2 separate regions of the Homo sapiens genome follow, and region 1 is linked to region 2. Evidence: chromatin loops called from intact Hi-C (ENCODE). Cell type or tissue: heart right ventricle. All regions are shown on one strand. Links, peaks and the distances in the headings refer to the core of each region. The heading gives the core; the rest is flanking DNA. Region 1 has its middle 51 kb from the start of GMNC. Region 2 has its middle 160 kb from the start of SNAR-I.

Region 1 (2,930 bases), core at 204-2,703, 220 kb after region 2:
TATATAATAGTATATAGTACATACAGTATATATGTAGTATAGTATATATACTATATAATATATGAATATATATAAAATATGTATAATGCATAAAATATATATACTGCATATATTTATATATATAGTTTTATTTGTTTCTTTTTCTCTAAGAAGTGATCCACTTTCCTCTGTTTTCCTCTGTTAGCTAGAGTAAAGGACTGATCAGTTTGTTGCTTCAAGCAGAATTTGAAATGTCTGTAGAGATGTTGTGGCTTTAATCCATCTGGCAGGGCTTAGAATGGAATCACTAGGAATCAAAGTAGTTGTTTCTTTTCTTTTTGGCTCAGCCCCCAAATACTTTGGGCCACCAAAACGCTAAAATTTTGATGTTATCAGAATTTTCGTTAATTTCAGCTTTAATTAGACTCATTTTAACTTTCTTTTAAATTTCTTGGCCACTTGTTTGGGACTTTCTTTTAAGTAATAACCTACGAATAAATACTGCAAGATTATGAGATCTCAAAAATAAAAAATCTTAGACGTATATCTGAAACTGAAACTACAACACTGCTAGACCCTCAGACTGCAAGACCTTGATGAAATCGAGGGGGCTCTAAGTCTGCAAGATGTGAAAACACTTCACTCTCATTGAAACAGTAACATAAACAAGAACACATTTTTTTTTCTTAAATTCATTAAAAAGCTATGAGCCTAAAATTTTTTACATACAAAAATAAGCACAAGGAGGATCATCGTAAGAGACAAAGGTTACTTTCATAGCTGACACAGCTTGGAGTAAGCAGTTTGGGCAAAGAAGAAAGAACTCTCGGATTGGGAAATAACTGGATAATCATTTAACATTTCTAGAGCTAGGTTGATGTCAACAGAGTGCAAACATTCGCCCGTATTACTGAGCACCTACCCATTGCGTTGAATAGAACAATTTCTGTTTGATTTGACTCTCCAGCAATATTCTAATAAGTAACAGCAAAATAATTGTTTTACATGCCTCATGAAAAAGTCACAATTTTATACTCCATCTTCTAAATCCCACAAATGTGCCTTCGTCCTGCATCAGCTGTTCAATATTTTTTCCCTCACAAACATTTGTCTCATTTACCATCTCCCCAGTGATTCTTTCCCTGAAACCCTGTACTTTTGTAAGCCGGATGTTTACTAATGCACAGCGCCATCTCCTGGTGATAATTAGGAATCAATAGCGGACGTGTACAAAGATTTAGGCTTGTTTCCAGTGGAAGCACAGGGTTAGCCCTCCTTGCCCAGTGTACCTTTTCCCTGACTGGGTGGTATTAGGCAACTCTAGCAAAAGCCGCCGCAAGAAACCATCCCGTTTATTAGAGATGCACCTGAGTGACTTTGTATTATAAAGAGGAACGCCATGATGACATACTTGCTTTTGCGTGTACTATTAGAGGCATGTAATAGACTATAATATCTGAACTTACAATATATGGTCAATAGCTACTGAATACAGATGGCACTGTGACATCAGGAAGAATATAAAATATCTCCATATTTGAGATTGTGAAGAAAAATCACCATTTGGAGTCAGAAAATCCAGATTTTAGTTGTGCGACCCAGACAAGTGCTTTTACTTCTGTGAGTCTCAGTTTCCTTATCGGTTAAATGATCATATCTCTTGCACCTGCCTTGGTGTGCTATTCTGTGGATAAAGTGAGATAATAGATGTAAAAACATCAGTGAAAGGCTAAACACATACAAGTGTCACTAGTAGTCATGGTTAGCTACTGAAATTAGATGGCACTTTTCATGACAATTCAATCCAAGCTGTGTTGCAGGCAGGAATTACAAGTGTGGTATCTTCTTGAGTTGAGAAAAATGGAATTAAAGGACTATTTACAAGTCTCTTTGTGATCCTCGGAAAAAAACAATAATCCCTTTTTCCGTGGATAATATTCTCATTCCTCTGATGATTACAGTCAACAAGGGCTGGTCAGTGACTCAGAGAAAGAGCCTATCCTACCTGAAAGAGGTGTGCTCACCACCAAGTAGTCAAAACATCTATGTGAGTGTTCACAGACACGGTCAGTCTTTTCTGCACTCACCGAAGCTGATACAGACAGGAAGCACAGGACAGTTTGGGGCAACTCCTAATCCCATCCTCCAAGCCACAATTACACACTTGGTTTTCCTGACTATCTTCTCATTTAAGGTTAGCTGTTAATATACAGTTTGATGTTTTAAAAAGGGGGTTTTAGGTGAGTTGTGCTCAGAAGGACTCTGGAGAACAGTGAGTGCAACTGTCTTTTTTTATAGATAAGAAAATTGATGACCAAAATAGAAACAACAAAAATTTACTCATGGTATCACATTGATACTGAACAGGTACCCCAATATATGAAACGCCCAACATATGTTTTGCTTGTTTATTTTGTTTTGTAATTACAGTACTGGGAACTGTTGTGGCTTTCTGTTTTCTCTTTGATCTGTGCTCCAAAGAATGATTCTGATTATAGGATGTCAATATCATAAAAATATAGCATTTGATGGTAACAAAGCTGCTCTCTGACTTACAAATACAGATCACAAACATGGATTTTCATGTTTTTTCCACCAGGGGTGAAACAGAGAGATGGTTATTTGGATGTCCATGGGAGACAAGCAGACATGAAAGATCAGCCAGTTACATGTAATAGAAAAAGAGTAGTAGGCTAACATCAGGGTCCAGAGACAGGCAAATGCTAACCACCCACATAATGGTTTGTTGTCATGGAGGTCAAAGAAGAGATAACCTAGGGGATCATCGAGCAGTAATCAGGGGTCTGGGCCCAGGTAGAAATTGGAACTCTCCTCGTAGTTAGGCAGCAAAGCCAGAGTCATTGTGTTAGTGTTCAAAAATAGCCACTCTCCTCCGTAAATAAAGGACTGGAGATTTCGACTGCATATCAAAGGTGAGAAGTATTCTCTTA
Region 2 (2,930 bases), core at 248-2,747:
TCTGGGTCATTTCCTAAATTGACATAGTTATTGGTAGAATTCATTTTCTTGCCATGTGACCCTCTCACAGGCCCTCTTACAGCATGACAGCTTACCTCTTCAAAGCCAGCAGGAGAATCTCTCCAGTCTTCTAAGATGGCATCTGAGAGTCACAAGATTGACCATTGCATCACCTTTGCTAGAAGTTACTTAGTTTCCATCCACAATAAGCAGAGAGGATTATTTAAGAGTTTCACTTATTTGAAGGTTATCTTGGAATTCTTCCTACCATAGTAGACACCATGATAAGCCTCAGAAAGTTCATTCTCCTCTTGCCTTTTCAAAGCAAGTCAACTTTCATAAAACATGGCAAAAAACTAAGAAAGTGGGAGTCATGATATAAAAGAGGAGCTATATACCAGGAGAACCATTTTAATAGGATCGTAGTCAGTAGACTGGTGTCAGTTCATACAAGATCATGAGAGCTGATAACATTTCAAGAATTTTGCAGATCAGTTGTTAAATACAGTATTGGCTGGGCACAGTGGCATGTAATCCCAGCACTTTGGGAGGCTGAGACAGAAGGATAGCTTTAGCCCAGGAGTTTGAGACCAGCCTGGGCAAGATGGTGAGAATCTATCTCCACACATACAAAAAATAAAAAACTAGCCAGATGTAGTAGCCAGTGCCTGTAGCCCCAGCTACTTGGCAGGTCTAGGAGGAAGGATCACTTGAGCCTAGGAATTCAAGGTGGCAGTGAGCTATATTGTGTCATTACACTCTAGCCTGGGCAACAAAGTGAGACCCTGTATTTAAAAATATATGTATAGAAAATAAAATTACATAAATTTACAATCAAATAAATTACATTTAGAAACAGAGGCAATGAGTACTCAAAATGTGTCTTAGTTATTTTAATACATTTTATTCCTATCAATGCTTTTGAAATTATTTACCTCTTTTGTATCTTTATGTTAGAAATAATTCATACTATATAACAGTGAACTACTGCACATCTCTTTACAACTTTGCATTCAGTGACTCCAGTGTGACAAATTGAAATAGTGATTGTATTTAAGCCACGGAAATTAGCTACTATTACTAACAGGGGCTCAGGTCAGCATCACAGAATAAATTGTTAAATATCTATCAGGCCATCACTAGTTGCAGGGAGAAATTTTAGATTTCAAGGCACTCTATTCAATGACAAAGTGGCAAGAGTTGGCTCTTTATAGATATGAACTTTGAATGATACAATGACAGTATCATTGTATATATGTATCTCTGAATGACGGAAAACATTCAGAGAATAAGGCAATGCATTCAGATATGGATCTGGCATAGCACTCTGACTCCAAACCCTAGCCTAAGCCATCCACTTCTTTCTTTTGGAATGAGAACTTCTTAACACATTTGGTGAGGACTGCTCTTCATTACTCTGAAGGATATTAGCCACTATATAGGCCAGGGAGTAATATCATTTTTTCTGACCCTGTGAAGCAACGGAGAGAGTAAAAATAGCTGGCCCAAATGAAAAACACATTTATGATATCGGTGGTCCAGTTTACATCATATTCCTTTAAGCTTCACCTTCATTTAAGTGGAAGATAATTATAGACAGGGGATCACCCCTACTTGAGAATTGTATACAGTAGTTGCCCCTTATTCATGGCTTTGCTTCCTTCAGTGTCAGTTACCCATAGTCAACTGCGGAGAAAATATTAAATAGAAAATTTCAGAAACAAGCAACTCTTAAGTTTTAAATTCCATGCTATTCTAAGTAGCAGGATGAAATCTCATGTCATCCTGCTTTGTCCCACCCAGGTAGTGAATCATTCATTTGTCCAGCATATCCACACTAAACACGAACCACTTTTTAGTCAATTAGTGGCCCCTCAGTTATTAGATGAACTGTCACAATATTACAATACTTTTGTTCAAAGAACCCTTATTTTATGTAGTAATAGCCCCTAAGCACAAGATTAGTTTTGCTAGCAAGTCAGAGATGCTGTGCAGAAGCAGGAAACTGCCTTCTTTAGGGAAAAAGGTGAAAGTTTTTGACTTAATAAGGAAAGAAAAAAATGTTGTATGCTGAGGTGGCTAACATCTACATAAAAGTTAATCTTCTATTTGTGAAATTGTGAAGAAGAAAAAAGAAATTCATGCTAGTTTTGCTGCTGCGCCTTAAACTGCAAAAGTTATGGCCGCAGTGTGTGATAAGTGCATACGTCCAATGGGAAAGACATTAAATTTGTGGATGAGACACAAACAGAAATCATCATTGGTGGCAACATGTGCCAGATTAGCTTCATATTAATTAAATTAAATGTCATAGGTGCATATATATAAGAAAAAACACACTGTATATGGGATTTGGTACTATTCGTGGTTTCAGGCATCCATTGGGGGTCTTAGAATGGATCCCCTGCAGAGAAGAGGGAACTGCTGTATAAGTCCAGGATAAGCCTTAGGCAGAAGAGGTGCTCAGTAAATATTGCATGTAGATTTTGTATCAAATTGAATCAAATGAATCTATCTGGCATAGAATTAAAGCCTATGTCCAGTACTTTACACAAAAAATGACTCAAGTATCATAGAATGTGCTTAGAATACATGCTTATAACCAAAAGTAATTTGATGATCTCTAACATCTTTATGAAAATATTATCTGGAAATTGTATATGAAGTGAATCCCAGAGGCATATATTAATTCATACTTAAAATAGGGAACATTAAAATTTAAAGGACTTTCCTTATGTAAATAAAGGAAAAGGAGTGTTGACAAAATCAAAATATTTGTTGAAGTGTTTCATTCTTCTGGTAGTATCTCAATGAGTAATTGAACCCAGTGTTTCATGAATATATATGCTGGTAATTTAATAATTCAGTTTTCACTGTATAGGGTGAAGTTTCTGATATACATCTGGGAAGTGCTTTCCTTCATTATGTCT

The links. Hi-C counts contacts between places; a loop is a spot of excess contacts. Peaks named below come from ENCODE experiments on the same cell type or tissue, not always from the same donor. Only the 100,000 strongest peaks of a DNase experiment are listed, where the experiment ranks them.
Region 1: a loop joins it to region 2, with 3 times the contacts of the local background. A loop is called at or near these places in 3 of 110 quality-filtered maps.

What each region holds. Positions count from the first base shown.
Region 1 is chr3:190,810,231-190,813,160 of GRCh38, reverse strand. No RefSeq gene overlaps it. Among named protein-coding and RNA genes, the nearest start is that of GMNC, 51 kb to the left of the region's middle. In heart right ventricle, for the core only: a CTCF peak has its summit at 1,188 (motif pointing left); no DNase peak of the experiment used is centred there; H3K27ac peaks cover 164 bases.
Region 2 is chr3:191,033,654-191,036,583 of GRCh38, reverse strand. No RefSeq gene overlaps it. Among named protein-coding and RNA genes, the nearest start is that of SNAR-I, 160 kb to the right of the region's middle. In heart right ventricle, for the core only: no CTCF peak of the experiment used is centred there; no DNase peak of the experiment used is centred there.